Regions from separate parts of the Homo sapiens genome. Here region 2 is linked to region 1. A link is an interaction called in ENCODE POLR2A ChIA-PET data of the cell type or tissue named here. Cell type or tissue: OCI-LY7. All regions are shown on one strand. Links, peaks and the distances in the headings refer to the core of each region. The heading gives the core; the rest is flanking DNA. Region 1 overlaps RASD2 (RASD family member 2). Region 2 holds the start of MIR3909 (microRNA 3909).

Region 1 (15,685 bases), core at 4,476-9,475:
CAGCCATGGGTCGTTCCCCATTCCACATCCTCTACTCCGGGCCTCTGGGTCTCCTGGAGGCAAGTAAACACCTAGGGCCTGGGAGGCAAAAATATCCGGGCAGGTCATGGAGCGGAGGGAGCCCGCCAGATGCAGAGCACAGGTCTAAAGGTGGGTCCTCCTGAGGTGGCTGCAGGAGCAACCCCAGGCATTGGGCTTGGAGCATGCGGTGTGGACATAGCCTTCCCTTCTTCCCAGGAGGGCTGAATGGCCACAGAACCACCCCCTGCCCCAGGCTTAAGAAATGCATGCTAGTGCCTTCCCCATGTCTTATCCTAGAATCACAGGCTCCGGGAAAGCCAGATGGATGAACCAGGGAAAGAACGGATTCTCACCATAGATACCATTTTTGAGATTTCACCATGTGCTGAGCCCTTTGCAACAACTCTATGAATTGGGCTCATTTTGCAGATGAGAAAAGTGACTTCTAGAGAGGTTAAGCTACTAGCCCAAGATCAGTAGCTAGAGGCAAGGCAAGGATTCAAATCCCAGGAGTCCGGTGCTTGCATAAATGAAAGGATGAATGAACGGATATTGAGTGAGTGAGTGGATGAAGGAAGGAGTAAAGGAGAGGGCATGAATGAATGAGAGGGTAGAACTCCAAGACCCCTTAGAACCTCGTCTGATGTTCCCATTTTACAGACAGAAAACTGAGTCCTAGACAGAGGCCTAGAGGAGGCCAAGAGGTGGTGGGGCCAGGTCGGGGGGGCCCTGATGCCTGCTTCTCTCGCTTTGTTGCAGCCCCGAGCCATGATGAAGACTTTGTCCAGCGGGAACTGCACGCTCAGTGTGCCCGCCAAAAACTCATACCGCATGGTGGTGCTGGGTGCCTCTCGGGTGGGCAAGAGCTCCATCGTGTCTCGCTTCCTCAATGGCCGCTTTGAGGACCAGTACACACCCACCATCGAGGACTTCCACCGTAAGGTATACAACATCCGCGGCGACATGTACCAGCTCGACATCCTGGATACCTCTGGCAACCACCCCTTCCCCGCCATGCGCAGGCTGTCCATCCTCACAGGTGAGGCCCACTGGTGCCTGGGCTGGGGCGGCAGGGCCAGGGCATGGGTGCGGAGTGTGCTGGGCACTTGGCAGTTTGCATAGACTTGCATAGCCATCGTCTGAGACAGGCGTCATCCCTGCACAATGAGGCTCAGAGAGGTTTTGCCATGTGCTGGAAATAGTGATGAAGTCGGGGGCCCCGATTCCATTCTGTTAGACTCCAGATCGATTACTCATGGCTGTCGGGGCCGCCTTCCAGATCAGGAGCTGATACCAGCATGCCCCAGGGATATTCCTTTCTAGGGAACAGAATGATGCCCTGGCTGCTGCTTTCCTTCTCCGGAAGATGACCCACCAGAGCTCCAGGGCCCAAGGTCAGTCCACGGGGCTCAGGTCTCCCACACCCCAGGCCTTTGCCACCTCCTAGAGAGGTAAGGGCAGGACCCAGGCAGTGATCACCAAAGGGAAGGGGGCTTGGTCATGGTCATAGTGATGGTGATGGCACTAGCTGACACTTATCAGAAGCTATGGGCCTGGCCCTGTTCTTAGAGCTTGGCATGTAGTTTTTTTTGAAACAGAGTCTCGCTCTGTCACCCAGGCTGGAGTGCAGTGGCGCGATCTCGGCTCACTGCAACCTCTGCCTCCCGGGTTCAAGCGATTCTCCTGCCTCAGTCCCCCAAGTAGCTGGGACTACAGGCATGTGCCACCATGCCCGGCTAATTTTTTGTATTTTTACTAGAGACGGGATTTCACCATGTTAGCCAGGATGGTCTCGATCTCCTGACCTCGTGATCTGCCTACCTCAGCCTCCCAAAGTGCTGAGATTACAGGCGTCAGCCACCGCGGCCAGCCAGCATGTAGTTATTTAACCCTCATAGTAAATAGTTATTCATTCCCTTTTTACAAGTGGGGAAACTGAAGCCCAGAGAGGTTAAGTAACTCACTCCAGTGGTAGCACAGCTCGTAAAGGCAGTCTGCTTTTGTGCTTTCAGACAAAGCCATACCACAGCCTCTCAGCCCTGCTGGGAAGGGTGAGGAGGGACAGGGAGGTTGGGGGGAAGAAGGGGTGAGTGGAGCTGAGGGGCTGTGCCCTTGTTTACACTGCATTAGCATGGTAGCTAAGAGGACAAGCCCGGGACCCAGCACCTGGGTGTGAGCCCTGGTTCCGCTGCTTCCTGGCTTTGTACCTCGAGGCAAGGGATTTTATCTCCTTGTGTCTCAGCACTCTCATCTGTAAGACTGCACCACATCAACACTCATCCTAAAGGGACTGTGAGACTTAAATGAATGAATATATGTAAGGCGCTTGGTGAGCAGATAGTAAATGCACAATAAATCCCCAAGTCTTCTGTTGAGTCAGCATTTGCAAGTGGGCCTGCTACGGGTTACACGATCATTTCCCAAGTCACGCCCCTGAAGTTGCTGAGCAGGGATAAGGGAAGGAGTGAGCAGGCAACTCTCTAGGCATCATTCAGATAACCCCCCAACTGAGGTACTTCTATACAGAGAAACCCATGCCACTCCCAGCCCTGCTGCCGCCTTGAGGCCAAGACTGAGGCTGCGGGGTGGCCCCTCCTTGAGTGCTTTCTCTTCCAGGCTGGCTTTTCCGAGCATCTGACCCAGACAGCAGTCAAGTTCTCCGCTCCACCCCGAGTTTTGGAGAAGGGGCATGTAGATAGGAGAGCCCTGGGTCGACCTGTGTTCGAATCCTTGCTGGGCCTCTTGGCTTAAATGTGTGACCAGAGGCACATGCATCCTGTCTGAGTCTCAGCCTCCCCAGCCACACAGTGGGCTTAACCTCATACCCCGCAGGGAGGCTGTGAGGACTGCAAGAAGGCTTGTGGCGGGAGCTTCCAGCACGTGACGGGTATTGCATTGGTGTCAGCTCCCCCAGCCTTGGGGAGGGGACTGGGTACCCGCTGCAATGAATAAGGCTAATGACAGAGGGAAGGAGAGGGGAGATGTAGAGAGGAAGCACATGCATATTTTCAGCATTAATTTTCAGTGACACAAGTAATACCCAAACACACCCTCCTGCAAACGCTACAGATAAAGCTAATGCCCCTTTGACCCATGTCCCCAATCCCAGGCTCCTGCCCCTGCCCCGGAGGTGGCCACCCTGGCAGTCTGGCATGGAGCCTTCCGGGCCTCCGTGACTACACCGGCATTCGTATTTGTATCCCCACAATGGAGAGTATTTTTGTCTGTCTCTTTTTTATGGCGCATATCATTCTGAGCACAGCTGTCTGATGCTTGTTTTTTTTTCACACACCAACCCGTGCCTCATTTTCCAACCTGGTGGAACCTCATTTTTTCAACCTCATTTTCCTGCTGCTCAGGAAATTCTGAAAGCCATTAATTCCACTGCCAGCTCTTCTTCCAGCTGCCAGACGGGCCGATCTCTGATGCTTGGCATCGCAGTCTCGCATTTGAATATGTCAAGGCCACGAGTCCTCAGGGGCCCCGGATTAGCCTAACGGGATGGGGTTTGGCAGCCCAAGCAGGAAGAGTTGCCAAGCTGACGCTGCCTCGCAAGTGCCTTTCAGAAGAGCCCACACTGCAGTTCCCTCCATCACCTCCCATCCATTCAGGCTTCCTTGGTTAACACTGACTGTGTGCCAGGCCCTGGGGAGACCAGGACGAGTGGGTGATGGAACCCTTCTCTGTGCCCGAGCTGTTTGGAGCACACCTTTGATCTGGACACCATTCTGAATGTGCCATGTGCCATTAAATGGGGGTAAATGATGTGCTCTGGGGGTGCAGAGGAAGGTGGCAGCCATTCTGCCAGAAGCTGGAACTGGTTGCTTCTCTTCTCAAGAATTTGGGCCAATTGCTGATTCCTCTGGGCCTCAGTTTCCTCATCTGTGAGACAGGGATCTTGTCACACCACAAGGCTATCAAGAGTTTGAGCAAAAGTGGTTGGACGCAGTGGCTCATGCCTGTAATCCCAGCTCTTTGGGAGGCCGAGGTGGGCAGATCTCTTGAGGTCAGGAGTTCAAGACCAGCCTGGCTAACACAGTGAAACACCGTCTCTACTAAAAAATACAAAAAATTAGCCAGGTGTGGTGATGGGCACCTGTAATCCCAGTTACTCGGGAGGCTGAGGCAGGAGAATCTCTTGAACCCAGGAGGTGGAGGTTGCAGTGAGCTGAGATCTTGCCATTGCATTCCAGGCTGGGCAACAAGAGTGAAACTCTGTCTCAGAAAATAAATAAATAAATAAATAAAAAATAGCTAGGCATGGTGACAGGCGCCTGTAATCCCAGCTGCTCCAGAGGCTGAGGCAGGAGAATCGCTTAAACCCAGGAGGTGGAAGTTGCAGTGAGCCAAGATCACACCACTGCACTCCAGCCTGGGCCACAGAGAAAGACTCCATCTCAAAAAAAAAAAAAAAAAAAAAAAAGTTTAAGCAAAAGTGAGGAAGGTGCTTATTAAAAGCTGGAAATCAGGATGGAGGTACCAGTCCAGACAGCCTCCCCACCACCCCACCGTCTCCACAGCAGCCCCTGTTTCAGATTCACAAGCCTGCCTTGAGTGATGCAGTGAGTTATCCTGGAGGCAGTGTGGGCCTTGGAGGCCAGCACTCACTTTTTCATCCTATGATTTATTTGAGAAGCAGAGAGCACCTACCGGGTGCCAGGCACGAGCTAGGTGAGAACAGAATCAGGTAGAAATCTCAGCCTAGCCACACGGAAGCTGTGTGATCTTGGGCAGGCTGCATACCCTTTCTGAGCCTCAGTTTGCTCACCTGTAATGCAAAGGTAACAAAATCTTGACAGAGGCATAGTGAGGAATCAAGAGAACAACGGGCCTGGAGCATACACCCAGTGCTTAGCCCCCAGTAGGCCCTCACTCTCATCATTACTGACACCTGAGGTCACTGAGCATGTGCCACTGTCCATTCATTATCTTGCATAACTCCCAAAATCATCCTGCAAGGTAATATTTCATCTTCATGAAACAGACAGAGAAACTGAGGTTACAGAGGTTTCGTGATCTGCCCAAGTCTGCTGGCAGCTAAGCGGATGAGGCCAGATGCAAACTAGGCATTGAGCAAGACAGGCAGGACCCCTGCTCTCATAGAAATGATTTTTATTATTATCTGAACACAGTCCACACAAGTGACCTACCCCTCTCCAGCCCTGCAAAGAAATGTGAAGTGAGTTAACTGTATTTGAACCAAGTGGTCCACGTGTTAGCTATGCGACTGTGAACAGGGGCTTCAACCCCCTCAGCCTCAGTTTCCTGTCCTGGAAAATAATCGCAGGGAGAATAATCGCAGCTACCCCGAAGAGTCGCTGTGTAGGTTAAAGCAGTTATGCCGCATAACTGCTTCAGGGCACCTGTGACTCCCAGCTCTTAGGGCTGATGTTCTGTGGCCAGAGGAGGGCAGGGGTTGCAGCTGGCCGGTGAACTCACTACCTGGGCTCTCTCCCTGCAGGGGATGTCTTCATCCTGGTGTTCAGCCTGGATAACCGGGAGTCCTTCGATGAGGTCAAGCGCCTTCAGAAGCAGATCCTGGAGGTCAAGTCCTGCCTGAAGAACAAGACCAAGGAGGCGGCGGAGCTGCCCATGGTCATCTGTGGCAACAAGAACGACCACGGCGAGCTGTGCCGCCAGGTGCCCACCACCGAGGCCGAGCTGCTGGTGTCGGGCGACGAGAACTGCGCCTACTTCGAGGTGTCGGCCAAGAAGAACACCAACGTGGACGAGATGTTCTACGTGCTCTTCAGCATGGCCAAGCTGCCACACGAGATGAGCCCCGCCCTGCATCGCAAGATCTCCGTGCAGTACGGTGACGCCTTCCACCCCAGGCCCTTCTGCATGCGCCGCGTCAAGGAGATGGACGCCTATGGCATGGTCTCGCCCTTCGCCCGCCGCCCCAGCGTCAACAGTGACCTCAAGTACATCAAGGCCAAGGTCCTTCGGGAAGGCCAGGCCCGTGAGAGGGACAAGTGCACCATCCAGTGAGCGAGGGATGCTGGGGCGGGGCTTGGCCAGTGCCTTCAGGGAGGTGGCCCCAGATGCCCACTGTGCGCATCTCCCCACCGAGGCCCCGGCAGCAGTCTTGTTCACAGACCTTAGGCACCAGACTGGAGGCCCCCGGGCGCTGGCCTCCGCACATTCGTCTGCCTTCTCACAGCTTTCCTGAGTCCGCTTGTCCACAGCTCCTTGGTGGTTTCATCTCCTCTGTGGGAGGACACATCTCTGCAGCCTCAAGAGTTAGGCAGAGACTCAAGTTACACCTTCCTCTCCTGGGGTTGGAAGAAATGTTGATGCCAGAGGGGTGAGGATTGCTGCGTCATATGGAGCCTCCTGGGACAAGCCTCAGGATGAAAAGGACACAGAAGGCCAGATGAGAAAGGTCTCCTCTCTCCTGGCATAACACCCAGCTTGGTTTGGGTGGCAGCTGGGAGAACTTCTCTCCCAGCCCTGCAACTCTTACGCTCTGGTTCAGCTGCCTCTGCACCCCCTCCCACCCCCAGCACACACACAAGTTGGCCCCCAGCTGCGCCTGACATTGAGCCAGTGGACTCTGTGTCTGAAGGGGGCGTGGCCACACCTCCTAGACCACGCCCACCACTTAGACCACGCCCACCTCCTGACCGCGTTCCTCAGCCTCCTCTCCTAGGTCCCTCCGCCCGACAGTTGTGCTTTGTTGTGGTTGCAGCTGTTTTCGTGTCATGTATAGTAGTAGAAATGGAAATCATTGTACTGTAAAAGCCTAGTGACTCCCTCCTTGGCCAGGCCCTCACCCAGTTCAGATCCACGGCCTCCACCCGGGACGCCTTCCTCCTCTGCTCCCAAACAGGGTTTCCGTGGCCTGTTTGCAGCTAGACATTGACCTCCGCCATTGAGCTCCACGGTTTACAGACAATTGCACAAGCGTGGGGTGGGCAGGCCAGGACTGCTTTTTTTTAATGCTCCCATTTCACAGAGGATACCACCGAGACTCGGAGGGGACACGATGAGCACCAGGCCCCACCTTTGTCCCCTAGCAAATTCAGGGTACAGCTCCACCTAGAACCAGGCTGCCCTCTACTGTGCTCGTTCCTCAAGCATTTATTAAGCACCTACTGGGTGCTGGGTTCACTGTGTCCTAGGAAACCAAGAGGGTCCCCAGTCCTGGCCTCTGCCCGCCCCTGCTGCCCCACCACCTTCTGCACACACAGCGGTGGGGAGGCGGGGAGGAGCAGCTGGGACCCAGAACTGAGCCTGGGAGGGATCCGACAGAAAAGCTCAGGGCGGGTCTTCTCCTTGTGCCCGGGATTGGGCTATGCTGGGTACCACCATGTACTCAGGCATGGTGGGTTTTGAACCCATAAACCAAAGGCCCTTGTCATCAGCTCTTAACAAGTATATTTTGTATTTTAATCTCTCTAAACATATTGAAGTTTTAGGGCCCTAAGGAACCTTAGTGATCTTCTATTGGGTCTTTCTGAGGTTCAGAGAGGGTAAGTAACTTCCTCCAGGTCACACAGCAAGTCTGTGGGTGGCAGAAGCAAGCTAGCGCTGGGCATTCAGTACATACCACGATGTGCTCCCTCTCTTGATGCTTGGCCCCTGGGGCCTTCAGGGCTTTGGGACATCTTGTCCTCAACCCTCTCCCTAGATCAGTCTGTGAGGGTCCCTGTAGATATTGTGTACACCATGCCCATGTATATACAAGTACACACAGATGTACACACAGATGTACACATGCTCCAGCCCCAGCTCTGCATACCTGCACCTGCACCCCAGCCTTGGCCCCTGCCTGCGTCTGTGCTCAAAGCAGCAGCTCCAACCCTGCCTCTGTCCCCTTCCCCACCCACTGCCTGAGCCTTCTGAGCAGACCAGGTACCTTGGCTGCACCGGTGTGTGGCCCGCTCTCACCCAGGCACAGCCCCGCCACCATGGATCTCCGTGTACACTATCAATAAAAGTGGGTTTGTTACAAAGCCGTGTCCTTGCCCATGTGTATTTTTTGTATTTCCAAGAGGAGGTGTGCCCCTTTCCAGACCAAAGCTGGCCTTTCCCTCCCAAAATGCACCTGCCGTGTGCCCTGGCCCTGAGGGTCAGCACTGAGTCCACCTTCAAGTGTAAGTGTGGGGAGAGGGGGATAAGTCCCCCAGATGGAAGGTGATGCCCTCCTTCAGCCTGGCCCTCCTGGGTCCTCCGGGTGTGTGTACCGAGGTGTCTGTGTCCACAAAGAAGGGGCCCCCGTGGACCATTAGCTCCAGGAGGATCTCCGTGTCTGAGTTCTTTGTGATTCCTGTACAGCAGCAATTTCACCCGCAGGGGACAGTTGGCAATCTCTGGAAACCTTTTCCAAGCCTGGGGCTGGGGCTGCTACTCTCATCTGGTGGGTGGAGGCCAGGGACACCATTCAGTATCCTCCAACGCACAGGATGCCCCTCCACCCCCACCCCACTGAGAATTATCTGGCCTCAAATGCCAAGCGTGGGCAGCCTTACTTAGACTCACCCCAGGGGCTGGGACACGCCCCCACCTGCGTGTGATGGATTTGTTGGACCACATTCTGGACGGAACCCACAGCATGAGCACTCCTGTGAAGTGAGACAGGATGTGGGTGAGGATGGAAAGTGGAGGCTGAGGGAGAAGGTCTGGGCCCTGACCAACACGGAATGTGCCCCCTGGGACTGAGAGGCTTCCCTGGGCAGAGGGAAAGGAGGAAGTCAGTGAGGTAAAATACTCCCTGTGTGTTTTACCCAGCGAGTCTCACGCCATCCTATCACCCAGCCCCGAGGGAAGCCCACTCATGTTCACCCCATCTGAGCATTTAGGCTCAGAGAGCTCAATATCTTGTCCAAGATGGCACAGCTGGTGAAGTGGCAGATCAGAGATTCAACACCAGAGGCTGTCTGATTTCCGTCTGGCTGAAGAAAGATTTTGCATCAGGGAGGTGGAAACCATCTGTGCTTTTGATCAGCAAATGCCACCAGCAGGATCAGGGAGCTAGGCCATAAAGGAGGTCGAGAGACAGGCAGTGTAAGGTTCATTGGGAACCACATTGTCCATTGGGAAGCCACAACCTCTGCACAGACATTCACAAAACAGAGCCAGGCTGTGGTGGAGGCGAGACCACACAAGTCCATAGTGTGGGGAGCTGGAGAACTCCCAGCCTCTACCTACCTGGGGGCCCCGCTCCCAGCCTGTGCATATCTGGGGGCCCGCTCCCAGCCTCTGCATATCTGGGGGCCCTGCTTTCAGCCTCTGCCTACCTGGGGGACCCTGCTTCTAGTCCCTGCCTACCTGGGGGCTCGGCTCCTAACCTCTGCCTACCTGGGGCCTGTCTCCCAGCTTCTGATAATCTAGCAGCCCAGCTCCCCTCCAATCCTTTGCCCACCCCAGCCACAGAAGGTCAGTGTGGGAGGCATGTCCCTCGGACACTTTCTAGATCCTGGTTTTCATACACACAAAGCATGGAGGCGAACACTCCCTTCTGCATCGCCATCAGCGCTGAACCATAACAAGGGCGCTGGTGCACAGAGACAGGCCTCCACGGTGTCCCGCTGGAGCCCAGCCTGCTGCTGCCACTCCCTTTCTCTATGTGGGTCTGGAAATAAGTCTCGTCCCCTCGCAGGCCTCCTTTTCTTCATGAGTAAATGGGAGGCGGGAGGAAGGCATCCGGACCAGATACACACCAACAGCCTCTCGCAGCCCTGATGGTCTCTACTAGAAGGAATTAATATTCCTATTGCATAACTCACAACATTCCAATCATCACCAAACAGAACACGCTCGCCCCAGCCCCAGCTCTAGCCCCACTCTTTGTTCCCTGCATCCCACAGTCCTTGCCCTGGAATGGGGTTGACAGCAACAGGCTGCCACAGAGGAGAAAGACACATGTCTTCTTAGCCCTGGGACAGTGGGTAGGATAAGATTGTAGGAAAATTCCCTTCATGGTGAGACCATTTAGAGCCAAGCCCAGGATAGCCGGCTAATCCCCCGACCCTAGGAAGGGAGCATTGGGAACATGATTTCAAAGAATTCTGCGCTGTGAACTCTAAGTACTTGTTCTGTTCCACCTCCCTGAACCTGTCACTTACTCGAAAGAAAAACTTCAGTCTGCATCACGGTTTGGTGGGGGCTGATGGGAGGCCTGCCAGGGGCTCGGCAGTGAAGGCTGCCGGGAATGGGGGAAGGGAAAAGGAGCTGACCTTTGCGAAGACCTTACTCTGTGCCAAGCACTGTGCTGAGCCTTTTACCTGCGTCCTGTCATTGAATCCTCATGGCAGAGCTAGCTGGAATCCTTTTTTGGATAAGAGAGAATGGAGTTCAGAGAGGTAAAGTCACTTGTCCAAAGTTGCACAGCCAGGAAGGAGCAGAGCTGGATGAGAAACCATGTCTGATTCCAAAGCACATTTTTGTCTCCAGGGCTTTTATAACTGAGCCAGCTGAGAGGTTGCTCTCTAGTGGGAGAGTCCAGTGAGTTGGGGTGCAGTGTCTGGACGTGGTTCAGGGAACTCAGAAAATGGGGTGCTCTTCCGTTCACAATAAAAGGCTGAGCTGCTGTCACAAGAGAGGAACCCAACTTCTTTTTCATGGCAAAGTCACTCTGCTCCACCTGGTCACTCAGGCACCCAGGTTTCTTCCGTCTTCAGGTTCTTCCATCTCTAGGACCTTGTCACCATCTGCACGGTTGAAGCCACTGTAACATTCAGGTTCAGCCGAAGGGATAGGGGAAGAGAGTGTGGAAGAGGTACACCTGCTGTTTTCAGAGCCATGGACTCATCACTTCCACTTTCTAGCAATGGCAAGAGCCCAGCCATGTGACTGTACCTACCTATGAGAAGGCCTGAGAGATGCAGTCCTTTGCTAGGTGGCCCCATGCCCAGCGGTGACTCCACTGTGGAAAGGAGGAGGAGAGATCTGGTTGGCCAGCCTGTTGTCTCCAAACAGCCACCCTAATGCAGTGGGCCAGCCTCGGGACACCACGGGCAGTCTGACTTCAAACAAGCTCCACTTAGCAGATGAAATCAGAAAGCAGCTCTAGGCTCCCAAGGCTGCTTTAAATTGGCTCTGAGCAGGCCGGGTGAGGTGGCTCACGCCTGTAATCCCAGCACTTTGGGAGGCTGAGGCGGGCGGATCACCTGAGGTCGGGAGTTCGAGCCCAGCCCGACCAACATGGAGAAACCTCGTCTCTACTAAAAATACAAAATTAACCAACCATGGTGGCGCATGCCTGTAATCCCAACTACTCGGGAGGCTGAGGCAGGAGAATAGCTTGAACCCGGGAGACGGAGGTTGCAGTGAGCCGAGATCACACCATTGCACTCCAGCCTGGGCAACAACAGCGAAACTCTGTCTCAAAAATAAATAAATAAATAAATAAAAATAATTGGCTCTGAGAACTTATTCACATCCAACCCCCATCCCCAGATGAAAACTTAGACTATCCCATGATTTTTCTCATCTCTCTTGGAAAACAGAATATACCACAGACATTTTAAGTAGTAAGTAGAGTCTCAACTAAAATTCCTTGGCCAGTGTGATCATCAGTTTCCAGTCTTCATTCAAAAGAGTTTCCCTCCCTCGCCCAGCGGTGGTCTATTGCACATAAAAAGCTGGAGACTTGGGAAGAGAAGGGTGGATACTTCACTTTTCTCACTTGCCTTCTCTCTCTTTAGCTACTTCTGGTTCCTCTCTTCTCCATTCTTGGGAGGTGGGTTTGGGGGTGGAGGGAGAAGAGGCTGAGAAGGGGGTGGAGGGAGAAGAGCAGGGAGTTCTTCCTTGCCTAGTTACTACGGCACTTTGGGAAGATGGTGTCACGTTCCAAGCATGGCCAATGTTTAATGATACCATTAAAATCTCAGGGGTTATTTTGGAGATTGTTCCCTGCCATCACTAGGAACCTGTTATCTGCAGAGGCTTCTATGCATCTCTATCTTCCGGGTGTACCTCTTCCACACTCTCTTCCCCTATCCCTTCGGCTGAACCTGAATGTGGCAGTGGCTTCAACTAGGCAGATGGTGACAAGGTCCTAGAGATGAAGGAACCGGAAGACAGAAGAAACCTGGGTTGGTTGCTTAGTCCCTCCGCAGCCCCAAGGAATCTTCTGACGCCTTTTGATTCTCTGTGCAGAGGCTTTTTGCCCCTTTGGGGTGTTCTATCGGACAGGGCCTGAGGCACCCCCATGCCAGCTTCCTCTTGTGGTCAGCCCACATCTGGCGCATATGAAACTCACACCCTCTACCCCAATCAACTCTAAGAGTGTAAGTTGCTCTGAGTTTACTGGGATCTTTAGCATCTAACCCAGCCAGTCTGTCACATGTGAGATTTATCAGGCAGAGGACAGTGGCCCACAGAGCCACTCTGCCCAGGGACACATGTCCAGCTCTCTAGGCTTGAGCTAAGGGCAGTCCCTGTCACAGCATACTGTAGTGCTCAACAGTGATTCTCTTTCCCAGGAAATCTTCTTCCTGCTGACTATTGTATATCTTGAGAAGTACAAGAGTCAAGGAGCTGGTTCTTGGCCAAATGCTTTGAAAATTTTGCTCTTGGTTTGATACCTTACTTTGGAATCTGAGGTCAGCCTTCTTAAAGTGTCAGCCAAAATGAAGAAGCCAGGGTCATCCACCAGATAAAGGGGTCTGGGGAATGGCACTCACAGAGGGACCCCTACCTCATCTAGGAAGAGGAACCCTGAGCAGGAAAGTGAGTTAGAGAGTTCAGGATTGAACCAACCCAGGTATCCTGGGTGCACACCTTAATGCGCCCCTCAGTAAGAGAGGCAGAGCATTTGGCTTGTTCATAACGTAGTCTCTGGTCTGAGGCTGCCTGAGTTCAAATCTCACGTCTGCCATTTGCTCATCTGCTAAAAGGCAAATGACTTTTTGTATTGGTCAGCTATTGCTGCAATAGTGCTGTGTAACAAACCACCCCAAAATTCAGTAGTTCTCAACAACAAGCATTTCTTCTTAGGTTTACAGGTCCCTAGGTCAATTGCAGTTTGAGTGGACTGGGCTGAATATCACCTCAATACTGATCTTGTCTTTATTTAAATTTTTGACATTTTGTTCCTTATGGATTTTTTGCATTAATTTTTATTTTAAAAATATTACATAAGTCTGTGAACCGTGGCTCCCACCTGTAAACCCAGCACTTTGGGAGGCCAAGGCAGGAGGATGGCTTGAGGCCAGGGGTTCAAGACCAGCCTAGGCAACATGGAGAAACCCCATCTCTGCAAAAATCACAAAAATTTAGCCAAGTGTGGTGGCACATGCCTGTGGTCCCAGCTACTTGGGAGGCTGAGATGGGGGAATCACTTGAACTCAGGAGGTTGAGGCTGCAGTGAGCTATGGTCATGCCACTGCACTCCAGCCTGGGCAACAGAGTGAGACCCTGTCTCAAAAAATTGTATCTATCTATCTATCTATCTATCTATCTATCTATATTAATGATAGCACTAAATATCATTAATTTATAATGATAATATATAAATAATAATAATAATTACAATAATATATAAATAGAATTATAATTATAATATAAATTAATATAAATATAATACAATATATAATAAAAATTATAATTATATATAAATATTAACAGTAGCATTATATATATATATATAAAAAACATGAAAATATTATTCACCTTGATTCCTGGGGGTTTTTGTGGGTGAGGGGGCATCTGAAGTATTGTGCTTAAGGTAATTGCCTCCCTTGCCTCACCCTAGTTCTGGCTGTGGCTCCTCCGTATCTTCTCCATGACTCAGCGTCCTCATTTGTAAAATAGGAATAATCACACCACCTCACTGGATGGTTATGAGAACTAAATGACTTATTACTTGTGAAACATTTAGAATGGTGCCTGGCACATCATAAGCACCAGCCATAATGATTTCTGTGTCACTGAGGCTCCTTGCAGGTGCACCTGGGGGTGAGCAGCATTCCCACTGGGGCCCCCACCCTGGTCAGCATGGACTCTTCCATTTCTTCATCCTGGACTCTCAGTGAGGACCACACAAGGTGGACACCAAAGCACTTGGCGATTTGTCACATGGGGTACAGACGTCGGTCATCAGGATCATTTGACACATGTTCAATATCGGGTTTTAAGACACAGCCCCTACATTCTTTGGCGTGCCTCCCATCAAGAGGTGGAGTCTATGCCCCTCCCCTTGATCAGGGCAAGATGCTGATTGCTTTGACCAATGGTGTGCACTGGAGTAATGCTCTGTGACTTCTAGGGCCAGGTCAGAAAAGGTCACACAGCTCTGCCTGGTTTTCTTAGGGTGTTCTGTCACTGTCAGGATGCTCCTGCTAAGAACCCAGCTGCTGTGCTGTGAGAAGCCCATTTCATGAGGAGAGGCCATGTGGGGGTGCTCAGGACACAGTCCCAGCTGCATCCAGCCCGAAGGCCAGGCACGGTGGTGCAGGAGCCTCCAGCCCCAGCCATGGGCATCCTCTAGACAGAGCAGAGCAGAGATTAGCCATTCCTGATGTGCGTGGGCCAAATCCCTGACCACAGAATCTGACAGCAGGATAAAGTGGTTGTTTTATGCTACTAAATTTGGGGTGGTTAAGCAGCAACATAATCAGAACATTCACCAAAGCCTTCTTCATTGTCAGAGTCTCAGGACACAGAAATGATTCAGACAGTCTCTGCTCCACGAAGAACCAAAAGCAGCCCCTGAACTGTCCATTGCAATATAATCTGTCTGTGCTATAATAGGTGCTGTGAAAGCTCGAGGAGGAGCCTCTAACCGAGCCAGGGTGAGGTTCTGGACTGACCTCCCTGGGTGGGGAGATGATGCTGGAGTTGAATATAACAGATAAATAAAGGCTAACCAGAAGAATGAGGGAGGATGTTTCTGAATGGAGTGGGCAAGGGACTAGAGGCAAGACAGTGCCTACTGGAAGTTCAATGTAGCTGGAGCACAGAGGGCAAATGCCTACTGGTCCTGGAAATACTGGAGATATCCAGCTGCCACAGGACTTTTGCACATGCTGTTCTCTGCCTGGACAGTGCTTCCTTTTGGGACCATGCTGGCTTACTTGCTCACTTCATTCCTATCTCAGCTCAATGTCACCTACTCAGAGAAGCATCCCCTGACCTCTCAACCTAAAATTACTCCCTAATCCATCCCTCTCCCCCCTTCTCCCTGCCTTCTCTTTCCTCAAAGTATTGATCATCATTTGACGGTTTTGGTTTTGTTTTTTTTTTTTTCGCTCTTGTGGTCCAAGCTGGAGTACAACAGCACAACATTAGCTCACTGCAACCTCCATCTCCCGGGTTCAAGTGATTCTCCAGCCTCGCTTCCCGAGTAGCTGGGATTACAGGCGTGTGCCTCCATGTCCAGCTAATTCTTTTATTTTTAATAGAGACGGAGTCTCACTATGTTGGCCAGGCTGGTCTCGAACTCCTGACCTCAGGTGATCCACCCGCCTTGGCCTCTCAAAGTGTTGGGATTACAGGCGTGAGCCATTGTGCCTGGCTCATCACTTGACTTCTTATAATGTGTTTATGATATGTTTCTTCTGCTAAAATGTGAATGACAGGAGACTAAGACACACTTCTCCCAGCATAGCGTAGTGCCTGGCAGACAGTAGGTCTTAGATAAATATATCAGGAGTTGGATGGATGAATGAAGGGAGAGGCATATCAGATACACCTTTTGGAAGCCCCCTCTGGCTGC
Region 2 (15,685 bases), core at 5,993-10,992, 210 kb before region 1:
GTTTTTTTTTGACTAAGCAAAGATGGTGGCACAACCTTTATTCTGGAATCTGCACGAAGCCAAGTTAAACCGGCAGCACAGTTGGACATGTTGATGGTTTCCTGTGGATTAAATTTTAGCATCTAACACTTGGAAGTGAAGTTCAAGTTCATGTTTGTAGAACCCAAAAAGCTGTTCCGTGGAACCTTGAAGTCCAGTTTGGGCACCTCACCCTCCTCCAAGGCTTGTGCAGGGGCTGGAGGCCCGTGCATTAGAGATGGCCTCACTTGGCCAGGCGCGGTGGCTCACGCCTGTAATCCCAGCACTTTGGGAGGCCGAGGCAGGCAGATCGTGAGGTCAGGAGATCGAGACCACCCTGGCTAATATGGCGAAACCCCGTCTCTACTAAAACTACAAAAAAAAAAATTAGCCAGGCGTGGTGGCAGACGCCTGTAGTCCCAGCTACTTGGGAGGCTGAGGCAGGAGAATGGCATGAACCCAGGACACAGCTTGCAGTGAGCCAAGATCGCACCACTGCACTCCAGCCTGGGCGACAGAGCTCCGTCTCACAAAAAAAAAAAGAGACGGCCTCACTCTGAGTCATGTGACTGTGGTTGCCTCACTTCCTTTCCTGGCAGGAGCTCAACCGCACGTGCCGAGCCATGCAGCAGCGGGTCCTGGAGCTCATCCCTCAGATCGCCAATGAGCAGCTGACAGAGGAGCTGCTCATCGTCAATGACAATCTCAACAATGTGTTCCTGCGCCATGAACGGTAGCCCCAGCACCTCCCCTGGCCTCTGGCCTACTGCCCCAACCCTCTCCCTTCCCTTCCTCCCTGTTCTCCTGGTCTCATGCCATCTGAGCCTTCTCTCGTCCTCCTCTCAAACACAAGGCAGGCTCCTAAGGGCCTGTGCCCTCAGCTGTCTTCTTCCAGGATGTTTATGAGGGCCCCTCCTTCCAGCCGCCCTGTATCTCCTTTCCAGGGTTAGCGCTGCTGCCTGTGCCCAAGTCCAGCCCTGGGAGATGGTCACAGGTCACAGCTGAGAGCACGGCCCTGCAACCAGACTGGCCTGGTGTGTCCTCGCCCACTCCACCACTTCCTGGTTCTGGGGCCTTAGACAAGTGACTTCACTGCTGCAAGCTACACAAAACATTTCTGGCTAACTTAGGCAGAAAAAGAATTTGTTAGGATAATAATCTTTATTAAATGGGTAGCTTTCAGAATCCAGAGAAAAGTGAAACTGATGTCTCCCAACAGAACAAGAAAGATGGATCCCAGGGCAGCTCAGATGTCTCAGGAGCAGAAATTCCTGGACCATCTCCCCAGGGTGCTGCCATCAATAAATACATCAGCTCAAACACTTGTCCACAAACACCTGTCCACCTTTTTTTTTTTTTTTTTTTTGAGGCACGATCTTGCTCTGTCACCCAGGCTGGAGTATAGTGGCATGATCACAGCTCACTGCAGCCTCAACCTCCTGGGCTCAAGCAGTCCTCCCACCTCAGCCTGCCAGGTAGCCGGGACTACAGGCATGCACCACCACACCCAGCTAATTTTCTTTTCTTTTTTTTTTTTTCTTTTTGCAGAGACAGGGGTCTCACTGTGTTGCCCAGGCTAGTCTCAAACTCTTGGCCTCAAGCAGTCCTCCCTCCTTGGCCTCCGAAAGCATTGGTATTACAGGCATGAGCCACCACACCCACCTGCCCACCTTGTATCATTCTGTTCAAGAGTCACATCCCCAAGAGAGACTTGGATTGGCTGAGCTTCATTGTGCCTACCAGCTGGGGTATGGGAGAGGGCCCTTTGATGGCAGCCCCACCGGGATGATGTGAAATGGGGGAGGAGCAGTTCCTCTAAAGAGTACTTAGGTGCTATTACAAAAGAAGGAGAAGGGCTGGGCGCAGTGGCTCACACCTGTAATCCTAGCACTTTGGGAGGCTGAGCCGGGAGGATCACTTGAGGCCAGGAGTTTGCAACCAGCCAGGCCAACATGGTGAAACCCCGTCTCTACTAAAAAATACAAAAAAATTAGCCGGAGGTGGTGGTGGGTGCCTGTAATCCCAGCTTACTTGGGAGGCTGAGGCAGGAGAATTGCTTGAACCCAGGAGGCAGAGGTTGCAATGAGCCGAGATCGCACCACTGCACTCCAGCCTAGGCGACAGAGCAAGACTCCATCTCAAAAAAAAAAAGGAAAGAGAAGGAGAAGGATTGCTGGGTCTGCAGAAATTGTGTGCCCATCACACCTCCTCTGTATCTGTAAAATGAGGCTTGTGGCATAAGTGAGAGTCCATGAAACAGTGTCTGTAAAGCGCTTAGCAGTCCAGGGTGTCTGATAACTGACATGAGTTATTCCAGCCTCCTCCAGCCCCTTGTTCATTTTTTGTGTCTTTCTCCATCAAAAGACACTCACTGATTGATTCTAAATCAGTGGAAAGTGGGGGGTACCCTGCAGGTCACGTCTGCCTAGCTTCTCCTGCTCGTTGGCCCAGTGGAATGAAAGGCCTCTTCCCTGCCATTTTGGGGTATGGGCTGTGAGGTGACTGAGGGGCCCCATCTGGTAGCAGCTGGTACCCTCAGATATCCACAGTCATTAGGCTTAATATCTGACTGTGCTTTCAAGCTCGCAGTCACTTATACCCATGTCCTAATTTGGGCTTCAGCACTTCAGGGAGGCAGGTGCCTACAGATACTAGACAAGCAGACTAAAGTTCAGAAGGAACATAATTTACCCGAGGTCATGTGATAAGTGACAAGGCCACGACTTGAACAGACCCCACACTAAAGTCTTCTCGATCTATCACACCGGCCCCTAAGTAGCTCCATAAAACAAGATTAGAGATACATGTATCTTTCTTACAGCACTGAAGAGAGCACTAACACACACACACACACACACATACACACACACAAATATGTAATTGAAACAAGTTTCATAAGACAGTCCTTACCTTTACTGCGTGCCATGCATTCCTATTTTCTTTGCTGTTCTAACCTATTCCTGTTTATTTGTTTCATGCTACTCATGACTAAGGTTGCCTTATAATTGATCATCCAAATTGGGACACTTTTGCAAGGGAAAGAGGAGCACTGCTAGTTACCCAGGGACAGCAGGCATGAACTGGATCTGTCCAGGGCACACCAGACGTGTCATCACCCTGATCATAACCCACCGTGTTGATGTTGAGACCCACAGTTTGAAAAGCTCTGCCTGGCCGTGTGTGGGGGCCTGTCTCAGTCTGTCTCCATAACTCGTGTCTTTTCTGTCTTGTAGGTTTGAACGGTTCCGAACAGGCCAGACCACCAAGGTAAAAGTCTTCTTTTCTGTGACTAGATCAGGCCCTGTTCATGGGAAGAAGGAGTGCCATTCTCACCTCCCTCCCCTAGTAAACTGGACAGGGTGGTGCTGTCTTATCCAGGCCCATAGAGAAATCCCCTTCTAACTTTTTATGTCCCTGTCCCTTTAAGGTAAATAAGGCTGTGCCACCACCTGATGCCCCAGGGTCTCCCCAACCTCCCAGGGAGTCCAGTTGAGCTGGAGCCAGAGGGGAGGAAGGAAATTCCCTGATGCCCAGTCCTAGCTCCTGGGGCCCTGGTGACAGATCCCTGGGCAAAGCCTGCAAGCCACAGTGCTTGGGGCAGAAAGGAACGAAGCTGCAGACAGCGGGGATGATCAGGGCATCTCCCTTCCCACCAGGCCCCAAGTGAGGCCGAGCCGGCAGCTGACCTGATCGACATGGGCCCTGACCCAGCAGCCACCGGCAACCTCTCATCCCAGCTGGCAGGAATGAGTAAGTGTGGTTTGGAGGGCTCCAGCTGAGGGTACATTATGGTACTGTGGGCACCCCTGCAGATTTTCGGGGTGCCCTTGTTATATACCCACAGCAGAGTGTCAGTCTGGACCCCACCTTGCTGGGGTCCCAGGCTGAATCTTGCTGCAAGGTGGGGCACTCGGGGTCACTGCCCCTGGCAGCCCCACAAGTCCTGAGCCGCCTTGGATCTCAGAAATCCTACCATCCTAGGATTGGCCCTCTACACTGAATTCTCCATGGCTTCAATCATCTGCGTGAGCTTGGGCAAGTTCCTTAAACCTCCTGAGCCTCTCTTTCCTCCTCTTTAACAGGAGTAGGGAGCTCGTGTATGAGAAGCGCTTAGACCATGCCAGGCCCAGGTTGCACTCTGGCTGAGTAGTTGGCCATTGTCACTGTTATCACTGTGATAGGTTTTAATATAATTTACTGTCTGCTTCATGCCAAGCCCTAGGAAATCATTAGCACCCCATTTTGCATCACTAATGCTATACTTTTTGAAAAAATCGACTACCCATCTGATTACTGTCCTCCTGCCCAGCCACTTCCCCAGCAGAATCAATGGATAGCGTTTTGACTGTTCTCTAACGCTCACAGCAGCCCCAAGAGGGGTGAGTAAACTAAAGCTGGGAAGAGGAAGCCGCTTGCCCAAGGCCCCACAGCCAGCAGCAGGTGGCCTGCCTCGCGCATTCCCCCACCCACACGTGCCACTTCCCCAGCACCAAGCCCTGGGTCTGGCAGCAGGTAGCTCAGCAGCAGCTCACACACAAGCTTGTGGATGGGTCTTTCACGTGGCCTTTCTGTCCCTGCAGACCTGGGCTCCAGCAGTGTGAGAGCTGGCCTGCAGTCTCTGGAGGCCTCTGGTCGACTGGAAGATGAGTTTGACATGTTTGCGCTGACACGGGGCAGCTCACTGGCTGACCAACGGAAAGAGTGAGTGGCCTGGCCCTGCCCTGGTCCCCTGCAGTTCGGGTGGCTCTCGGGGTTCTGGAACCCGGTTTTATGGTGGCACACCATGAGGAAGGGCACACGGACCCTGCTTAGTAAGCACGCCCTTAGTATCCCCTAAGTCAGTCCAGCATGGCCTGGGAGCCCTGTGGTCAGTTGACAGACTGCGCTCCCCACAGGCCATGCTGGGTGGGGGAGGGGGAGCCTAATGACCCACTGTATGCCAGAATCTTACATAGTCTGATCAGAGGGGGAAACTGAGGCACAGAGAGGGGCAGGCTCATTTGCCCCAGGTCAAGGAGCTAATATTTGGCAGCACTAGGTTAGGAGCCTAGGGCTGTCTGGTTCCAAAACACAGTGTCTCCACCCCCCGCCCCCCTCCCTGCACTGTGTACCGCATAGTAAGCCCTCCAGGAGCAGGGAAGTTTCCTGATAAATCCTCAGGGACTTTCAAGTCAAGTCTTTTTCTGTTGTTCCATAGCCACCGTTAATTTCCAGAGAAGATTAAGCAGGTTCTGTCAGCCTTGCCCCAGAGCTGGGGCTCTGCCCTTCCCTGTGCACCGTGCATTTTCAGGGGGTACTTTCAGCAGCATAGGCACGTGGCCTGAGTGTGTCCACCAGGGTCTGACCCCTTGCCGGGACCTGCGGGAGAACTGGCCCCGTACAGGCTTGTAAGAGGAACAGTCTGCTTGATGTTTTCTTCAGCCTTTTGCCCACTGTGACCCCCAGGGCTGAGCTGTGGGCAGCCAGGATTCTTATAGCTAAGGAAAGTTCTAGATTATGGGATCTTCCCACTGACCCCACTCAGCTCCTTAGAGGTCATTCTGGTGTCTTTTGGAACTTTGTCAATGGGCCTCCAGAGAGCCCAGGGATAACCTCTCCACACCCACAAATCCAGGTCCAGGCTGTAGCCTGCTAGGTCCTTAGGGCTGCCCTGGCTGTTAGCTGTATCTTTCTTTAGTCTGGGCAGAGTCTGTACTTTTAAGCCCAGGTACCCTGGGACCAGCAGCTGTTGCCATGGAGTTAGGGGTGCTGCCGAGGCTACCCTGCAAAGGCAAGCTAATGAGTGTGATGGGACTTGCAGCCAGACACGCCCATCCACAGAGGCCCCAGCAGGCAACACTGCTGGCCATACTGGAGAACCCTGGCGCCTGCCCTGGTCACCAGCCTGGCTGAGGTATGCTGTTGCGCTGTCCTTCCTCTGGGGAGCAGGCTCCGGGGGACAGGGAAAAGCACACAAGGAACTTGTCCTCTAGGGCCTGCAGTCTCATGGGAGAGTGACATGCACCAGGACCACCGCTGTGAAGGGCTAAGTGCTGTCCTGGAGGGGGCACCAGGCTCTGTGGACACAGAGGAGGGAGCATGCAACTCTGCGGAGGGTACTCAGAGCTGGACCAGGTGCTGGGTGATAGGAAGGCCATTTCAGGCACTAGGAACAGCATGTGCAAAGTCTCAGAGGCAGGGCGGGAGAGAGGTGCCCTGGCTCCCGCACAGCAGCTGGGAAAGATGCTCTTCACACAGGGAAGGGGGCAGGATGCTGAGAGGGTGGTGGGGCCCACTGGGCTACAGAGAGGCAGTTGATTTTATTCTAACATGAGCAGGAGGGAGCACAGGAAGGATCTTTTTTCTTATCAGATTTTCATCTTTGAAACTGCCTTCAGCTGAGCACAGCTGAAATGACATCATGCACCTTCTCAGGCCATTGGTTCTCCTGCAGGCCCTCCCCAGGGCTTGGTTTCCACCCTGGCAGAAAACATCCAGCAAGGTCAGGCGTGGACCTGAGCATCCATTTCGTCTTCCCTTTGTTCTCCTGCCTGGCTGGCCCCCTTAAATGCTTCTGGTGGATCTTCCAGCTCTGGTCACCTGACTGGCCTTTTCTGCCAGCTTGGTGTCCAGCCCGCTCCTCCCTGTACCTGCCTGGCTCCCCACTTCACACCAGCCTGCAACCAGCTCTGCCCTGGCTGGCAGGGAAACCAGCTCCTTATCAGCCGCTGTTTCTGCTCCAGCCTTGACCACAGCTGGCACCGTCACAGCCTTCCTGCAGCCAGTCCTATCCACTCAATGCCAAGGAGTAGCAGGGCTTCTGGGCGAGCCACAGCAGAGACGCCTCGGCTAGGCCTTCACAAAGGCAGGGGTGTCCTTCCCCCGCTTTGTCCGCATCTTCGTCAGTGCTGCTGTACACAGAGGCCTTCTCTACAAGGAGCACTTAGACAAGTGTCACCCCAGTGGCCCAGGTGCAGCCCCTGCCCACCAGCCCCACTGGGACCACCTAAGGAGTGACCCTCCACCCTCCTGCACTGGGCAGGGGGCAGCAGGCCCTAGCCCAGGGGTCACCACCCAGTGCAGGAGGTGCGGGCTTCCTCCAGGGAAGTGCTTGGCCCTCCACCACCACAGGCATGGCCTTCAGGGACAGCTGGGCTTCAGGGCCATGTGTGGGCAGGGGTGGCGAGGAGCTAAGCTTAGGAAGGGCAGATAGTTCTTTTTTTTTTTTTTTTGAGCCGGAGTCTCGCTCTGTCTCTCAGGCTGGAGTGCAGTGGCGCTTGCAGAGTGCAAGCTCCACCTCCTGGGTTCACGCCATTCTCCTGCCTCAGCCTCCCGAGTAGCTGGGGACTACAGGCGCCCACCACCACACCTGGCTAATTTTTTGTATTTTTAGTAGAGACGGGGTTTCACCATGTTAGCCAGCATGGTCTCGATCTCCTGACCTCGTGATCCGCGCGCCTTGGCCTCCCAAAGTGCTGGGATTTCAGCCACTGCACCTGGCCCAGATAGTTGTTTTGAGTGAAGGGAAATCATGGGTTTCTGCGTGTTCTGGGGCTGGGCATGGCTTCTTCAGCCTTGCCCACAATGCGCCAAGCATGTCTTAGAGACAGCAACAAGCACCTCCAGACCCTCAATTAGCAGGCCTTCTCTGGGTCAGAAGTCAGCAACCTGACGCCCCACCTCCCCCGCCACTGGCTTTAAGGTTGGCTCCAGCAGGGCCCTGCCGTAGTCACTGGCCCACTTGCCATGGATGGGAGCCGTGTAACCAGGGAATGCCCCAGCTAGTGGTCACACTCCACCAGCAAACTCTGCCCCTGGTGGGAAGGAACAGACAGCAGCACTCTTCAAAATGACTGCGTGGGAACTGGGGGTCATATTCAAGAAGCCCCTTTCAGTGCCAGCCTACTCCATTCCTCAGAAAGCAAGCTGGTATTGCAAGAGTTAAATGTGATGCAGTCCCAGTTCCTGAAGCCTACAGTTAGACCAGCCCCGCTTCACTAGCGTGTCAGGTGGCCTTGTTCCTAACAGGAATCGCAGGCCTTTCCCTTTGTGACCAGAATTCTGTGGCTTACTTCTTTGCCTCAAAGCTGCACTGAGCCAGTGCTGAAGTCCTGTCTGCCGGCAGTTCAGGGCGAGAATAACAGGGCTCTTTCCCTGCAACAGGGCTGGGTCCCCAACACCTGCCCTGGGCACCCCCACTGCGGCAGCTGGGAAAGACACCATAGCCGCCTCTCCTCCTTAGCCAGCTTCTCCTCTCACTCAGGTTATTCTCTTGCTCCCCAGGAGACTTAACCTCACACACAACATACCCTTCCTTGCCTCTCCTCATCTGCCCAGCAACTGTGGGGTCAGCCTCTGCCGCTCCCAGCCCATCAGCCTTGCGTGCCCTCCCAGTTCCTGCCTCCCCACCCTGCCTAGCTGGCTGGCACCCCCCAGAGGACATTTAGAAGAGCTGTAACCAAGCCACCTCCCATGCTGCTGAGACAAGGTGGGGGCAGAGTCATCTTTGTGCTGGTGAGCCAGTGCAAGACAAGATGGCACCTCACCCAGCAGTTTATAGATGTGTTTTCAGCAGCAGAATGGAATCCCCCATTCAAATACGACCTCATACACAACCACAGTCTATAAAATAGGAAACAAGATCTGCTCAAGAAAGGGTCTGCTGGGAATTCTCCATGAGCCTACGGGCACTGGAGCTATTTATCAGTCTCCTGAGTTTGGCCAATCCTGGTCATAGCCATTGGTGGTCTTGGTCTCAGTCTTTGGCCAGCAACACCCTCCCTAACCTCTCCAGCCTTTGCTGCTGTCTGTCATGTAGGTCACTTGTCAGATCCTAATTTCCAGAGGCAGGAAATGAGACCCTTTTTACCATTTCCAGGCAGGCCTGGAGGATGGGAGCCGTCAATCTGTGCCCCCCAGCCCGCTCCGTTCTTGCATCAGCCATCGGTAAGGGCAGCATCCAATGGCTTGGTGGTCTCTCTTTCAGGGTAAAATACGAAGCCCCCCAAGCAACAGACGGCCTGGCTGGAGCCCTGGACGCCCGGCAGCAGAGCACTGGCGCGGTAAGCAGAGGGGCCATCCTGCCACCCTGGGGCCCTCCTGAAGGAGGTGAGGGAATGCTCACCCACTGGGTGCCGTTGTGGGCCAAGCACTGGCCCAGCACGTCCACAGGCCCTTCCTCGTTTGGCCGTCAGGTCGGTTCTTTTTGGCTAGTGTGGTTATTCCCAGTTTATAGCTATGGAAACTGCTAGAGAGGCCAGGCCATTTGCCCAAGCCCACAAGCAAGGATTCAGACCTGAGCCTGACTTGAAACTGGAGACCAGGCCGGGCGTGGTGGCTCACACCTGTAATCCCAGCACTTCGGGAGGCTGAGGCGGGTGGATCACCTGAGGTCAGGAGTTCAAGACCAGCCTGGCCAACATGGTGAAACCCCGTATCTACTAAAAATACAAAAATTAGCTGGGCGTGGTGGCACATGCCTGTAATCCCAGCTACTCGGGAGGCTAAAGCAGGAGAATCGCTTGAACCCAGATGGTGGAAGTTGCAGGGAGCAGAGATTGTGCTACTGCACTCCAGCCTAGGTGACAGAGCAAGACTCCATCTCAAAAAAAAAAGAAAGAAACTGGAGACCAGTGGCCCGGGCTTCACATTCCAGCTCTACCAGTTACCAGCTATGTGTCCTTAAGCAAATGACTGGCCTTTCTGACCCTCAGTCTCTTTATCTGTACATTGGGGCTTATCCTAGCACCTATACTTGTTTATAATAGAAGTGTGAGAGGATATATTTAGGGAGCTTTACATGGAGTTAGAGCCCGTTCAATAGTATTCCTCTCTGCCTCTCTAGAGACTTTTAATCTGCAGGAGTGTGGGCAGAGAGGAATAAAAGAGCGGACCCTGGCCAGGCGCAGTGGCTCACGCCTGTAATCCCAGCACTTTGGGAGGCCGAGGCGGGCGGATCACGAGGTCAGGAGATCGAGACCATCCCGGCTAAAACGGTGAAACCCCGTCTCTACTAAAAATACAAAAAATTAGCCGGGCGTGGTGGCGGGCGCCTGTAGTCCCAGCTACTTGGGAGGCTGAGGCAGGAGAATGGCGTGAACCCAGGAGGCGGAGCTTGCAGTGAGCCGAGATCCCGCCACTGCACTCCAACCTGGGCGACAGAGCGAGACTCCGTCTCAAAAAAAAAAAAAAGAGCGGACCCTAAAGCAGCGGGGAGAAATGCGAGGGTGCTCTTTGAATTCCGTTTAGTTCCTTGACTGTGTGTTGAGTGACAGCCACTTGTCCAGCACCGAGCACATTTTGTGGGTGACCCCCACACGCTTTGGCAAGACCTCCAAGCACCATTCTCTCATGCATGTCAACGTGTATCTGGATGCTTTTCAGGCAGTGTGAGAATTTCTGCTCCAGCAAGTGAGCAGACAGAGCAGGTCCCATGGGAGACAGTTAGAAACAGCCGGACCTGGGAGTCCAGGGAGTCCGGGGGAGTGAGGGTGGTGGACCTGGGGCCGAGGAGGCTAGAGGAGGCTCAAGGCAGCATGGGGACTTCTGAGGCTAGCATGGGGTTGGGGGTAGGAAGTGAAGCTCTATGGGTATATAGCAGGGACCAGAGGACCTCAGCGCGGCTAGGAGCGCTGCAGATTGCATCCTAAGTGAGGTGGAGGCCGCGGGGAAGTCTTGAGCACAGGAGGGACTTGACTTCCAATCTGAAAGATCAGGATGGAGCTAGGAAAGCAGGGAGGGCCGGGCACAGTGGCTCACACCTGGAATCCCAGCACTTTAGGAGGCCGAGGTGGGCAGATCACTTGAGGTCAGGAGTTCAAGACCAACCTGGGCAACATGGGGAAACCCCATCTCTACAAAATATTTAAAAATTATCCGGGCATGGTGGCGCACACCTTTAGTCCCAGCTACTCAGGAGGCTGAGGTGGGAGGATCGCTTGAGCACAGGAGGTGGAGGTTGTGGTGAGCTGAGATTGCACTACGACACTCCAGCCTGGGCAATGGAGTAAGACCCTGTCTCAAGAAAAGAAGGAAAGCAGGGAGGGACGAGTTGTGGAAACCGTCCAGGCCAGTCCACTGTGGGCAAAGTCTTCGTGACCCCCAAGGGCACTCTCTCCGCTCCTGGGTCTCCCAGCATCTCAGGAGCCATTCCCAAGTCAGAACAGGGCAAGGTGGAGGACGCTGGGGTGGGCCATCTGGGCCTCTCGTGGACAGAGGTTGACTCTACCACCCAGTGGGCAACAAGAGAATCCAGTACCTCCCATGTGTGGTGTGTGACCTGCCACCAAGCACAGCACATTGCACACCCGTGTCACATCCACCGCACACACCAGTCAGAGACTCCAGTCCTTTTTCGGGTGTAAGCCATCATTTGCTGAGCCTGTGCTCCGGGCCAGGCCTGCACTAAGCACTTTGCATCCCCTCTCTTAGTGAGTCATCACAGAAACCCTTAGGGTATGTTATTATCCCGTTTTACAGATGAGAAAACTGAGTTCCAGGAAGAGCTTAAGTGAAACCACAGGTGTACTGTCCTCGGTATGGTGCCTGGCACACACTACGGTATTACGGCACTTACGCTTCGCAGTACCGCCATGTCCTCATCCCATTTACAGATGAGAAAACTGAGGCTGAGGACAGGGAGATACCCTGCCTAGGGTCTCGTAGGTATTGTTCTGCCTGGCTTCTAAGCCATGCTGGTAACCTTAGAGCTGTGAAAAGCCCTAAGGTGCAAAGGAGAGTGAGTGGAGGTGTGTGTCTCCCTCCTCAGCCTCAGGCTTCCAGTGTGTCGGGATTCATCGGAACCAACACACCGCGAGCCTGCTGTAGGAGCTCCCCTCTCAGGCCACCTGGCCTCTCGTGGTCAGAGGTTGACTCCACCACCCAGTGGGCAGCAATCCCAGCCAATCTGCTCCTGCTGCAGCCCAGAGACAGGGTTCACTTCCCTAGGGGCACACAGCAATTCAGGCGTGACTAAAACTAGAGCCCAGGTGTCCTGGCTCCCACACTACCTTGCAGCCCGCCCACAGGGAGGAAACGCACCACACAACTCCACTGGCAGCAAAGAGAAGCTGATAAACCGGTTATCACTGATTTATCTCCGATAACCTGGGAGATTTAAGCCACTTCTGCCAAATCAGGGTATGATTTCTTAAAACTCTGTGAGCAAATGCCTGCTCCTGGGGTGCTGGAGTTTGGCTGGTGGTAAGGCCTTCACCCACTAAACCGTGAGAACATGATTCCCAAGAGCAGAGTACAAAACAGCATCAAAACCAGGCGCGGTGGCAGGTACCTGTAGTGCCAGCTACTTGGGAGGCTGAAGCGGGAGGATCACTTAAACCCAGGAGTTTGAGGTTATCGTGAGCTATGACTGTACCACTGCACTCCAGCCTGGGCAACATAGTAAGACTGTATCTCAAAAAAAAAGAAACAGAATCAAGTGCCAATTGTGCGCAGCCCAGGTTTGCGCCCTGGGATTCAGAGCAGGACTCACAAGTCGTGTGACGAGGTGGTATTGCATGCTGTGTGCCAGGTTTTAGTTCCTTCACTCCCTGACATGCCTGCTGTGTGCCCTGTGCCATGTGCCAGGCCCCATGCTGGTCTGAGTAGGGTGAACCAGCCAGGCACAGGGTGACGGGCTGGGAGCAGGACTCTCGTCTCCCTCCACTCTGGGGCCCTAGGAAACTGCATGTGTGCCATGGATGAATGTGAGAAGGTTGGATAAACTGATGTTTCTAAAACCTGGGTGCCTGTCAGACCCTACTGGGAGCCCCCAGACCATCTGACAGCCGCCTGCCCTGCTATCCTGGGGTTGCTGAGGCCCAGCCTCTGGGATCCTTGTGGAGAGAGTTGAGAAGCTTTGTTTAGTTTGCTGTCAGCTCTGCCTCAGCCTACCCAGGGCGCTGGCATCCCAGAGCTGTTGTGGCTCACCCCCCGGTGGGTACCACAATACCTGCCTCATCCCTCTACACCAGCCGCCACATCCACCACACACACCTCCACACACCACACCTCCACCCATAGACCTACACACACACCACACACACATCTACACCCACCACACACACCTCCACACACACCTACACTCATACACCTACACAGACACCCCTACACACACACCACACCTACACACTCATGCACCTACACACACCCCTACACACACCACACACACATCTACACCCACCACACACACCTCCACACGTCATACCTCCACTCATACACCTACACACACCCCTACACACACCACACCTACACACTCATACACCTACACACCCCCACACCACACACACATCTACACCCACCACACACACCTCCACACACCACACCTCCACTCATACACCTACACACAGCCCTACACACACCACACCTACACACCCATACACCACACACACCCACACACACCACACACACACATCTACACCCACCACACACACCTCCACACACCACACCTACACACACCACACCTCCACTCATACGCCTACACACACACCCCTACACACACCACACACACATCTACACCCACCACACACACCTCCACACACCTCCACTCATACACCTACACACACAGCCCTACACACCACACCTACACACCCATACACCTACACACCCCCACACACACACCACACACATCTACACCCACCACACACCTCCACACACACCTCCACTCATAAACCTACACACACAGCCCTACACACACCACACACACATATCTACACCCACCACACACACCTACACACACACATTCATACACCTACACACACCCCTACACACATCACACCTACACACTCATACACCTACACACACCACACACACATCTACACCCACCACACACACCTACACACACCACACCTACACTCATACACCTACACACACCCCTACACACACCACACACACATCTACACCCACACCTACACACACCACACCTATACTCATACACCTACACACACCCTTACACACACCACACCTACACACTCATACACCTACACACACACCACACACACATCTACACCCACCACACCTACACACACACCCCTACACCTACACATACACACCTACACACACCACACACCTACACCTACCCACACCTACACCTACACATACACACCTACATTCATACACCTACATACACACCCCTGCATATACCACCCCTACACACTCATACACCTACACACCTGCACACACACCCCTACACACACCACACACATCTACACACACCACCTACACACACCACATACATCTATACCTACACAACCTACACCTACACATACAAACCTACACTCATACACCTACACACACACCTACACTCATACACCTACATACACACCCTTACACACCTACACACACCCCTACACACACACGCCTCCCAAAGTGGCAGCAGGCCTCCTGACCCGAAAGGCGCACCCCTGTTAGAAGCCGCGCCCTCCAGTGGCCCTGGCGCTGCCGTCCCTCCGCCATCAGCGTGACTCTCTCTCACCCAGATGGGAGGCGGCTGCGGGAAAAGCCTCAGTGACTGGATGGTGAGACAAGGCATGGTGAGCAGGGGCCAGGCCCGGCCACCCGGAAAGCTGGGGGTGCTCGCAGGGCTCCTGCCAGGCATGGGCGTGGGGCACCGTGCTGCTCTCCAAGGGAGTGGGACCCAGGAGAAGGCCCAGAGGAGCAAGGAGGGGCAGCTGAGGGTCTTGCGGGACCCCAGGGCTCAGGCTGTTTCCGGGTTGGCCCGGCCAGCCCAGCTTCCGCAGCTCCTCTGTGCCCGGTTCCTGCTCTTGAGTCTCGGGCAAGGACAAGGTAGCCCGTCTGGCAGCTAAGAGGCGATGGGGATAGCGGAGCGGGAGACGGAGCCGGTGTGCACAGCTGGGCACTTGCTGTTGCCACTGCTGCTGGGAAGTCGGCTCCTGCCTTCTCTCTGGGCTCTGCTCCTGCCTGGGGGGTCCTCAGGTGCTGGGTGACAGAGCTTGGAAACCAAACTGGCCTGGTTGGGGAAAGACTCTGTCTGTCTTTTCCAAAGTAGCTCACTAGTAACTAGTGCTATTAGTGCCATTACTGATTAATAGTAAATAGGAACTGGCCTATTGGTTTCTTGAGCATCTCCTCCATGCCAGGCCCTGTGCTAAGCTTTTGACATCCCATTTCATCCTCACAGCCACCTGGACGGTAAGTACTGCTGCTAGCCTCACCCTAAGGACGAGGGAAATCAGGCGCAGAGAAGTTAAGTAACCCACTCAGAGTCACACTGTGTTAAGGGGTGAGCTAGGTCCAGCTCTTTCTCACTCTGAAGTCTGTGCCCATGACCTCCAACTGGAGTCTGCCCCTGCAGAAGCCGTTAGAGAGGAAAGCCTCCAACTCCTGCCCCTGTGTGGGAGCCATCGTGGCACAGCCCATGTCTTTGTGGCCGAAAGTGAAATGTCCCCATCTGTAGCACCGCCCCTCTGGGTCTACCCACCTGGCCTTGTCTGGTTAACTTCGCGCCTCTGCTCTCAGGCCCTGCTATGCCCCCTTCTATCATGAAATCTGCGTCTGCAGAGACACCAGGGGATGGAACCTGGGGACCCCTGGCCCACTAACCATGTCCCCATCCCAGCCTTCACGGCTGGAGAAAATGCCTGGGGTCTGACCCTGGGCTTGGCGTGTCTTTTGTCAGATGCTCCTGAGCACCTGCAGCATAGCCCCTGCCCCAGGCCATTGCCCAAAGCCC

The links. ChIA-PET counts read pairs that join two places held together with the same protein. Peaks named below come from ENCODE experiments on the same cell type or tissue, not always from the same donor. Only the 100,000 strongest peaks of a DNase experiment are listed, where the experiment ranks them.
Region 2: POLR2A ChIA-PET joins it to region 1 with 10 read pairs; 1 of 35 experiments calls an interaction of 5 or more read pairs at or near these places.

Annotation. Positions count from the first base shown.
Region 1 is chr22:35,546,021-35,561,705 of GRCh38, forward strand. RASD2 (RASD family member 2) reads left to right here. Exons shown (of 3, transcript NM_014310.4): 2 at 781-1,060; 3 at 5,483-7,979. The coding sequence starts at 790. The coding sequence ends at 6,012. Among named protein-coding and RNA genes, the nearest start is that of RASD2, 13 kb to the left of the region's middle. RefSeq lists enhancers at 3,023-3,733, 6,270-7,249, 15,470-15,685. In OCI-LY7, for the core only: no CTCF peak of the experiment used is centred there; a DNase peak (open chromatin) is centred at 6,691; H3K4me3 peaks cover 417 bases; H3K27ac peaks cover 484 bases.
Region 2 is chr22:35,329,730-35,345,414 of GRCh38, forward strand. It overlaps TOM1 (target of myb1 membrane trafficking protein), which reads left to right. Exons shown (of 15, transcript NM_005488.3): 8 at 618-751; 9 at 3,252-3,285; 10 at 3,675-3,768; 11 at 4,599-4,719; 12 at 8,984-9,059. It overlaps MIR3909 (microRNA 3909), which reads left to right and starts at 5,911; the gene lies at 5,911-6,029. MIR6069 (microRNA 6069) reads right to left here and starts at 7,070; the gene lies at 6,992-7,070. RefSeq lists enhancers at 631-1,131, 7,086-7,995. In OCI-LY7, for the core only: CTCF peaks have their summits at 8,410 (motif pointing left) and 8,611; a DNase peak (open chromatin) is centred at 8,453.